Regions from separate parts of the Homo sapiens genome. Here region 1 is linked to region 2. Evidence: chromatin loops called from intact Hi-C (ENCODE). Cell type or tissue: chondrocyte. All regions are shown on one strand. Each heading gives the region's core, and the rest is flanking DNA. Links, peaks and the distances in the headings are about the cores only. Region 1 has its middle 43 kb from the start of LINC00550. Region 2 holds the start of LOC107984622 (a long non-coding RNA gene).

Region 1 (5,397 bases), core at 247-5,246, 1.2 Mb after region 2:
TATTTAATGTAGACATTTATCATAGCTTCATTGATGCATTCTCATAGTTTTCTACATTTTTGGGCTTAGAAGAGATTTAATTTTCCTTCCTATTTTATGTTGTCTTTGTGTAAACTTGTGTGTGTGTGTGTGTGTGTGTGTGTGTGTATACAAGCTGGAAGACATAGATATAAGAATATGCATTTGAGAAACTAGGTAGGTATTTATATCAATATAAGTTAACTATAATACCTGATTTTTTGCTATTATCATATTTTATCAAATTAATATTGCTCTATGTGAATGTTTTTAAATATAACACTTCTCTCCAAAAGTTTAAACTAACTTAATTCTGTAAAATGTTAAGTCGTTAAGTAACTGAAAAGTTAATTAATATAACAATTTATTCTTAATCTCTCTCTCTCTCTGTGTTTCTGTCTCTCTCTCTCTCTCTCTCTCTATATATATATATATATATATTTGGAGTATTAACTTCAATTTAAGAATTAAGACTTTAAGAACATTTCTAAAATAACTCCAAAACCAAAGGTAAACCTTTCATTGTACCTAAACGTAATAATATCATTTATAATTTTAAGTTTTTAAATTGACTATATGGTCATGGCCTTCTTTTCCCTAGTTATAGCAAGTATTGCATATATACCTGGAATCCTTTAAACAAATAAAATAAGAAATATATATCCATTGCCACTCCTTCAAGCATGAATAACTTTAAAATACAACTTTCATAAAACTAGTGTCCATACTCTTTTTTATAATTTTTAATATTTTTCTTCCTAGAAAACCTTTAAATTAACATCTTTTGATAAACTGAAATTATCTCAGTTACATTTATTTTTCATAAATGGTGATACTCCTGGTGTTAAAATATGAAGAGGTTAATGAGAGAGAATTCTGGCAGAATAATAGTAAAAAAAATGCTTGAAAGATTGCATTTTGACAAATCAATAAGCTTTTGATGTCACATAATTACATTTTCATTTTGTCCTCTTCAGGTTGGTTATTAACACAGCAGTAGGCTGTCTGTCTGCTCTCTAAGCCAAGGTTAATAAACATGTTTACAACATGATATTTCTGTTGCCTCAGTACAAAATAAGCTCTGTTCTTATTTCTTGACATGCTCTTGTCGCCTTTAAAACATTAATCTCTGGGACTTTTGAAGTGGCAAAGGAAGCTAGGAAACAAATAGTATACCTATGTATATATATATATGCATAACTTTTGCAGGTTGAAAATTCTACAGCAGTTTATTGTCTTGTCTTTCAAGATTTTCTGATTTTCTTCAAAGAAATGTTTATGTTTTTCTAGGTAACCACTGTTCCACATTCAAATTTAGATGTGGAAATATTAATGTTTATAACATAGTTAACTATAAACTTCTACAGCATTTTAAAGAATTGTTTACTAACTACCTGTAAACCCAACTATACTTTCAATACAAATTAATTCATCACATATAAAGTAACATAACTGAGATGAACAAAATTAGTTTTGTCACTTTTTATTTAATTTTAAAAAATAAATTCTAATGAGGGTAAATTAATGGTGACTACTTAATTAAATTGTTAAATGTATCAACAAATACATTAAGTATATATAATTCAAATCAAATCAAAAATAAATTTTAGATACATGAAGCAAATGGATTAAAGTTTTACATTCTGACAAAAGAGAAGTATATTATTCACAGTGACTTTATTTTATTTACAATGAAAAGCTGTAGGTCAATAGAAACAATAAAAAATTACAATTATATTACACAAGGTATCGTAGAACACTCAAAATAATACTTAGTTGAAATTCAGTAAATAGCTATGAAAGATCTCTAAATATTATCCTCAATAGTTTTATAACTGATTTTTTTTAAAAGCATGTTTTTGAAAGTTTCTTAAAAGTTAGATTTTGCCAAGCATGGTAGCTCATGCAGGTAATCTCAGCATTTTCAGAGGCTGAGGCAGGAGGACGGCTTGAGTTCAGGATTTCAGGATCAGCCTGGGCAACATAGTGAGACATTATCTCTACCAAAAAAAAAAAAAAGTTAGTGTGGTGGCACATACCTGTGATCCCAACTACGCAGAAAGCTGAGATGGGAGGATTGCTAGAGACCAGGAAGACCAGGCTGCAGTCAGCTGAAATGGCACCACTGCACTCTAGTGTTGGAAGACAGAATGAGACCCTGTCTCAACAAACAAACAAACAAAAGGTTAGATTTTTGCCTATCACCAAAGATGCTTCATTACTTTTTAGACATAAATATATGTATGCATTACTGGACTTGACTTTCTGCTTCATTGTTGAGGCTATACTATTTAAAGCAATATTTGATAATAAAAATGCTTTTGAACCAAAGAAACTATGTCATGAAATAAGTCATAGAGAGTAATTTTTTTTCTACAGTTATTAAGAAAAAGAATTTCTAAGCACTATTTTTTTTTGTTCAGATTGGAAAATATCTTTGGTTCTTTTATAGGTCATAGTGATACAATCTTTATGTTTTACAAATTCATTTGATCATAAATTACAGTTAAAACAATTTTTTCAAAGAACATAATTGATTAAACCATATGTTTTAATTGAAATGTGAGACTATTGGAGGCTTCATCGTGGCCCCCAAAAAGATATGTGTACAGTGTGAATATTAATTTTTATGGCAAAGTATGTGATTAAGTAATTGAATGAAGGAGCTGGTCCTGGATTATCCAAGTGGGCTAAATTCAATTATAAGTGTTCTCAAAGAGTGAGACAGAGAATTATTAAACAGACACAGCAGAGGAGAGCACAAGGTAAAGATGGTCAAGATTTTATTGATGCAGCCATAAAACAATGAATGAGAACAGGCACCAGAAACTGAGAGATTCAAGAGGAGTTGCAGCCCCATCTACGCCTTGCTTTTGGAGTCGTGGCCTCCGGATTGTGAAAAAAATAAATTTCTGTTGTTTTAAGTGCCAAGTGTGTGGTAATTTGTTACAGCAGCCCTAAAAAACTAATAGATTAAACTAGCATTTTAACTAGTGATAATATTGAAATTAAATAATGATGTGGTTTATAAAATCTATACACTGAAACAATCACAGTATACAAGATCAATGGTAGTGTACTCAGTACACATTATAGTCCATTCTGCTTACAAAATGATAAAAGTTATTACTTGTAGAAGTTGAATCATTCTGCGTGTAAATTTTTTAAAACTTTAGTATAAGTTTTTAAGCTATAATTAATGTTTTCACTATAGAACTAACCTGACATTTTGGCTCCACTCTTGAAATGCGAAAAGTAAGACTTTAAAAGCATTTAAGAAATGATAAACACGAACGAGACTAATTTTAATAATGGGGCATTTTACTCTATAATATGAATTTTATGTTGTAGTCGAGATGTCTCAAATGGTTACAGTACATATTTCCTACCATTTTTATCAGTAACTCCAAATTTTTGACAGTTTTTCAAGAACTTAAAACAACGATTAGTATTTATACCTGTGTTGAGCCTTCCTTTCTGTTTCTTTAATAAACTGAAATATATTCAAGATCATTTGTGGTTAATAGAGTGCTTTTGAATTTTCACATGGTTCATAATATTCGTAATATTTGTGCCAACATCCACAGTGGGGTTCTGAGGCTGGGCAAGGTTTGCACTTTAAGAATGAGCAGAGATTCTCTCACTTTTATATAAGGCTGTAGAACAGCTTGAACATGACTCAGTGAGACAGGCCAATCTTCCTTGATATTCATTTGTCCTTGAGCCCTGTCACTCCATTTGTCAGGCTCGTCTCAATGGAAATAAGTGCCATTCATTTTTAATCGGTTGATATTACTTCTCTCACTGATAATCATCTAGAACGTTGTCTAACTACATGTGTTGCTATGGAGACCTTCTTGTATTCATCACAAATTTTTAATCTTTCAATACATGAGCAATAAAGAAGTACTAGCATTTTCCATGGACTTGCTCCCTCTTCATTTTTATTGGACAACATGAAATAGGATAAGTAAATTGCAGGATTAAAAAATGCATATAGCACATTATGTCCAGGAATTGCTCTGTGAATGAAGGAAATTTCAAAGCACAAATGGTTGCTTGTTTTGTGACAAGTTACAGCAGGCAGACAGCACATAGATTCCAGTACTGCAGCTTAATATGCCCAGCAATAATTCAGAAAACAATAGTTTTTGTTACTTTCACAACCTCTCTAAGAGAGTTTTTTAGATTCACTTGACTTCATAATATTGTTATTAACTTTTCAAATGTGCCAAGATAATAGGAAGCACAGTCCATTATATTTTTAAGCCTTCAACTTGTTTTTATTTTCTGCTTGGGTCTCCATAGCATTTAGTCATGTATTAATCAAATTATTCGTTTCTAAACATTTATGGACTGTTTTGAAACCTCATTCCAGGAAAACTTAAAGAAGCAAAATAGTAGAAGGCAATAGCCCTTGCCATAATTAAGCTAAACATAAAGACCTAAAATACACCAACAGAACTAAGAGCATATTAACATTAAGAGTATTATATAGAAAGTAAAAATCTAGAAAATATTATTATGTCACTGTATCAATAAAATGTAGAATTTCAGAAGAGGAAAATATCTATGTAATCTGTCACAGACACAATTGTTCTCAAGCAAGTGTTCTGAACACGGTTTCCTTTCTGTCTGAAGATTACTTAAAAGTTTTCTTAATTCTCCAGTATTCTCATTACTCCTCTCACTCTTCTTATTTATTAGCTCAAATGAGAAATAGAGTTTACCAAATAAGAACTCCATCAATTTCCTAATACAAAAATTTTGAATTTCCTCTAATATTCAGTAACTTTCCAATCACTTTCTGCTCTTTCCTGCCTGGCACCATAGTTCAATGTTTTTTAAACTTTGGTGCTCATCAGAATTGTTAACCAAAACACTAGATCCAGCCTAGGTCCTGCTGCTCACCACGCAGAAAATCAATCACTGAGACAATGAGTATTACCCAGGAAGATGGCTTTAATGGGGTGCTGTAGCAGAGGAGAAGGGAGATCAGTCTCAAATCCATCTCCCTGACTAAAATTAGGGGTTTATAATAGCAGGAAAGAAATACAACTATGTGTGAGAAAACATGAACTAGGGAGGGGTAAGGAAGCAATCACGAGCGATGAGGGGTCTGGCATCTCATTGTCTGGATGAGCTGATCTGGTGAGTTTATGTTCTTTGACAGTTTTTGGAGAACAAGGGAACATTTCGTAAGGAAGGAATTCAATAAAACAAATAAAAGCTTCAAGTTTTAAGACCAGAATGGTAAATTTCTATGTTTATCCAAAAAATCTGCCTATGGGACTATTGAGTCTGTTTCCGAATCACACGGAGGACTTGTTAAAACACAAACAGCTGCCAGGAGCGCTGGCTCACGCCTGTAATCCCAGC
Region 2 (5,397 bases), core at 263-5,262:
TTTTAGCTTAAAACCTGTATTTTCCTCAACTTACTTGACTCTTTCCATGTTTAGAACATTTTTGCAGGCCCCATTTATCCCAGATGGAAAATTCCAGTCCACTCTAAGTAAAAGCAAAATTACCAGAAGTAACAACTTGTGCCTTTCTCAAGGAAACTGAAGAGGTGCTTTCGTTTTGCTCAAATCAACAACTGTTCTATTTTGCTGAAAACTTGAATGTCAGGATACTGAAAACCTGGCAGTTTCTTTTCCCGGAATCACTACCACTTGTCCCAAGCATGGCTTCATCAGCAAAATCCCTATAAATCCCCTATCCAGTTTAATCTCTTTGAAACTGTTTCTTCAGAGGCTGTTATCCCTGCTGTGCATCAATTTATAAAGGGGAAACTTTATTCTTTCAGATCTCCTTGTTTATTTAAACACAGGATTAATTATTTTTTTATTTCACTTTACTTTTTGTTAGGTTATTTGAATTATTGGACAATACAAGACACTCTTTCATTAAAGCATTTCTTTATGGAATAAACAATATCACACTTTTCTTGTTTCCACCTTTTGGCTACTGTTTTGGTTTCTACTTTTTGGTTTTATCTTTTTTATATGATTCTTATATTTTGACTTCTTCTAGACTTGCCTTTATCATGGCTATATTGTCATTTTAATCATTCTTTCTAAGATGCCTTACTCATTTTCATAATTTCCAGTATAAAATAAATCTCAGTGGTTCTGGTATAATATAAATCTCAATGGATCACAAAAAATGTATATCCAGAGCAGTCCTTCACATTGACCCCCAAAATCATGTGTCGTGTGTGTGTGTGTGTGTGTGTGTGTGTGTGTGTGTGTGTGTGTTTGAGACGGAGTCTTGCTTTGTCACCAGGCTGGAGTGCAGTGGTGCAATCTAGGCTCAGTGCAACCTCTGCCTCCAGGGTTCAAGTGATTCTCCTTCCTCAGCCTCCCGAATAGCAGGGACTACAGGCATGCACCACCAAGCCCAGCTAATTTTTGTGTTTTTAGTAGAGACAGGGTTTCACCATGTTGGCCAGGATGGTCTCAATCTCTTGACCTCAAGTGATCCGCTGGCCTCAGCCTCCCAAAGTGCTGGGATTATAGGTGTGAGCCACCGTGCCCAGCCTAGTGTGTGCTTTTTTAAACGGATTTTTTTTCTTTTGCCAAAGAAATAACAAAATCTTGACATGTTCAGAATTGAAGACGTAGTTCCCCACAAATTTTTTCTCCAGTTAACCTATCTTAGTAAATAAACTGCCCCCCGGAGATCTTGGTAGCAAGAAATATGACATCTCCTTCTCTCTCTATCCAGTTGTGTCCTTTCCCTCTGACCATTCACTAGACTTTACCTCCACTGCCACTAGTCTAAGCAAAACCATCACATCTACCCTAATGGGGAGAAAGTGCTTTTCTCTGGTTTTGAAGCCTCTGTATTTGTTTCACACCCATCTTCATAGAGTAGGCCAACCATCTTTTAAAATGCCAACTGAATCCTCTCTTAAAAATACTAACACATCCTCTTGTAAAATCCCCACAATGTTTCAGTATCTGCCTTATTTATGCTGAATTTCCCACACTGAATGCAGTATTTGGCACATAGCAGGAACTCAACAAGTTGTTAAACTCATCATTAAAGTCAATGAGTAACTGACTGAGTGGATTATAGTTCTTGACAATTTAGAGAAAATTTAAATATCTGTATGCTAATGAGGAGATACAGTCAGTGAACCAAGGGGCAAAGTTACCAGTGATCAGAATGCGTACCCTTTACAAGGAACACTTATATGTTCATTTAGGGGAAAATTCTGTAAGAGTAGAAAACTATATCTATGATTTAAAAAAAAAAGATTTTGCAAAAGATGTCATCTGTTACCTGTGTGACTTTGATATTAAATGAAAATATTGAGGATTATAAGACTTACTAAAGACTTATTTATAGACTTCATTATAAAATATAAAATTATTTCATATATTAAATATATTAATATATTTAGTATTAAACATGAATGCATTAATATAGAGTATAAAATATAAAAGACTTTATACGAAAAAAATTCTAATGGTTCTACAATCTATGTAATTTCAAGATTTATGTATAAGAGGATAGTGCATTATATGCTCATGCCATTAGGTTCATATTTAAATTTTTGCAAACCCTTAAGTGAAAATAAAGGTAGAGTTTTTCCTTACAAAGCTGACTCAAGTGCATTGTGGCTTCATGCTCAAGCCATTTGTTTTCCATTGAATTGACCCCACTTTTCTTTGGCCAAGAAAGGTAATGTCAGACTCATGATTAGCGAGTAGCAGAAGAGTAGTGCCCTGAATTTAATGCTGATCAAAACATATTTTCTTTTTTTCAAAACTCTACATTTCTTCAGCAGCTCCTGTTGAAAAGCAAAACTGTCTCTAAGCAGAGAAGGGGCTCAAAGTCTTTCAATTCAGATCAGACTGTATAAAACCTTATCCTGCCACAAGGGAGCGCTTTGCTTTTTTCTGTGGATGACCTTGTCCCACTTTTCCTCTGCATTACCCATTAATGAATTCCCTGTGCTGTAAGTGAGATTATGCATTATTTGAATACCAAGTTGTTCTCATGCATAAAACCAGGGTATGGGGAGAAGGCAAAATAGTTTTTACTGTGAATGCACTGAGCCACTTAAGTGGCTGTCAGGTGTCCCTCAGTTCAACAAAATCTTTTCTCAGTGTCCCCTGTCCCCTGGGAAGTTCAGAACATTTCTTTGGAAATGCAAATGTTTTTCTTCCCACTCCTACTGCATTTCTTTGAAGCCCACATACAAGCCATTATTCAAAGAATGAGTAATCCTGAAAAGTCCCCTGGGAGATCATCATGATGCATACTGAATATAATGTAAGACAGAACACAGAATGAAGTATTTTTTTTTTGGTAAATAGCTTGTGTAGTTAAAAAAAAAGTTAAAACAAAAAAGTTTTTGCCTCAAATTGTGTGCGTGTTTATTTCAGCAGCAGACTGCCATTTTTTAAAAAGACATTTGAGGCTGCCAGATTAATCTTTAACTGTATTTTATAAACATCATAACCCATATCACATTTCAACCTCACATTTTTACCGTCCTGGGCCATTAAGATGTTTTACGAGGTTTCATAAAGTATATATAAAATACTTGAAAATGACTGGATGGAGAGTGACTGAGACTGTGTTTGGAGGAAAGAAAAGGATGCTATCAAAACAAATCTAAAACATGCTACACAATATATTTTTAAAAAGTGATTCTTGACAATGCAAACTTCAAATGAATTAGAATAAAAGGGGAAATTTACCAGTGTTTAATCATTAACTTGATGAACATAGATCTTCCTGAATTTAACAGTATGCTTTTTATAGTAAAATATGAGAAAAGTCTTTAGAATATTTTTAAATGATAAAGGTTATACTCCATGGTAGTAATAACAACCAATATTAAATTTATTCTTTTATTTAAAATAACTGAAAACATCAAAAACTTCTTTTTTCACGAACAACTCTTTGAGGCTTTTGCTTATGGCCATGTACTCCATTCTCAGGTACTTTCTATCCCCCTTTCTTGCTTTTAATTTTAACCATAAAAATGATCTTAATGTGACATACTATTTTTACTTTTTTTTATTTTTTAATCAGAATATCTTCAGGCTTTCAAAAAACAGACAGGTTCTGATTCAGAGAAAGATTACTGTGAGAATTACAAGAATGAGGAGTATACAGATGTTTCGGGATTTAATGCGGATTCCAAGGCAGGTTAATTTTTGAAAACATAATTAATTAATTTAGAATTAGTTTTTTTAATCTTTTTATGTCAATTGTGTAATATACTTGTTAGACTTTTGTGGTTCCATCACAATATTTATGATTTTGGGAGACAGCGTTGGCTAATAGAAATGATAATAACCTGAGTGCCAACACCAGAATTGTAAACACATGTAGAATATGAACTACTTTTGTTGTTTGGGGCATATCATTTTATTGCCCCATCTCTTGAAACAGAGATTTGGACTTGTTGATCCTTAATATATTTCTAACTTTTCTTGATTCTTGACTTTTTATACTCATTCGTTCATCTACTTTCACTTTCAACAAATATTTAGTAAGAATCTGCTATTTGTTGATGACCTAAAAATAGTGAATAAGCTAGAAATAAATCTAACCTATAGTCAAGGGAAATAATATTAAAAACATAAACAAATATATAAAAGAGTAGTGATGAAAATAAATCAGAATAAGGGCGTAATGTGTGTAGAGATTAGTTTAGTGTGGATAATGTCAGAAGGCATATGAAGAGGTAACATTTGATATGAGCCTGGAATGATGAGGTTGTGTGAAGATTTTAGGGAAAATAATATTTCAGGTTGAAGAAACAACAAATTCTAAAGGCCTGGAATAGGAATAAGCTCAGAGTATTCGAAGAAAAGAAAAAGTCAGTACAGTTGATGCAGAGTATAGTAGTGGTAATTGTGAAAGGTAGGCAGGGTCAGGCCATCTTGGGCTTTCTACTCTAGAAATGGAAGTTACAGGTTTATTTTAAATGTGAACATAAGCCATTGGGCATGTTTTAATAGGTGGAGAGTCACTTTTGGTAGCTAAGTAGAATCGATTATAGGTAGGCAAGAAGAGAAACAGAGAGACTAGTTAGGAGGTTATTGCAATAGAGTATAAGCGAGGGAGATAGCAGTGAAGATGGTGAGAGGTGATCTATTTAGAATATATTTTATAAGGCCAGTGCAGTGGCTCACATCTGTAATCCCAGCACTTTGGGAGGCCAAGGCTGGCAGATCACTTGAGGTCAGGAGTTTGAGACCAACCTGGTCAACATGGTGAAACCCAATCTCTACTAAAAATACAAAAATTAGCCAGGCATGGTGGCATTTGCCTGTAGTCTCAGCTACTAGGGAGGCTGAGGCAGGAGAATTGCTTGAGCCCAGAAGGCGGAGGATGCAGTGAGCCGAGATTGTGCCACTGCACTCCAGCCTGGGTGACAGATTGAGACTCCATCTCAAGAGAAAAAAAAAAAGAATATATTTTATAGGTAGAGTTTATGGAATTATCTCTTGGATTCCCTGCGAAGGGTAGTGGAAATAGAAGATTCCAGAACAACTATGAGTATGTATTTCTGGATAACAGCTTTAGTTTCGGGATTAGGAAAAAATTCTTGGTAGGGAGATTGTGAGGGTATTGGGCAGTCATCAATTTTTATCATGAGAAGGTGTTTTATTACCAGCTAGCAAAGTACAGGTGAGGATTTAGAATAAATCTGAATGACAATTCCTATTGTACTTTCATCATTATGAGACAGGTAAATATGTCATTTCCCTGCTATAGTCACTTTAGTTAGTCTTCATTTCCTTGCATTTCCTTGCCTTCCCTTTCATTTCTTT

Evidence for each region. A loop is a pair of places that touch in the nucleus more often than their neighbours do. Peaks named below come from ENCODE experiments on the same cell type or tissue, not always from the same donor. Only the 100,000 strongest peaks of a DNase experiment are listed, where the experiment ranks them.
Region 1: it touches region 2 in a loop (5-fold over the local background); 4 of 110 quality-filtered maps call a loop at or near these places.

Annotation. Positions count from the first base shown.
Region 1 is chr13:68,925,476-68,930,872 of GRCh38, forward strand. No RefSeq gene overlaps it. Among named protein-coding and RNA genes, the nearest start is that of LINC00550, 43 kb to the left of the region's middle. In chondrocyte, for the core only: CTCF peaks have their summits at 2,158 and 2,364; no DNase peak of the experiment used is centred there.
Region 2 is chr13:67,734,236-67,739,632 of GRCh38, forward strand. It overlaps LOC107984622 (a long non-coding RNA gene), which reads right to left and starts at 120. Exons shown (of 3, transcript XR_001749894.1): 1 at 35-120. RefSeq lists an enhancer at 2,275-3,173. In chondrocyte, for the core only: CTCF peaks have their summits at 2,485 (motif pointing right) and 2,698; no DNase peak of the experiment used is centred there.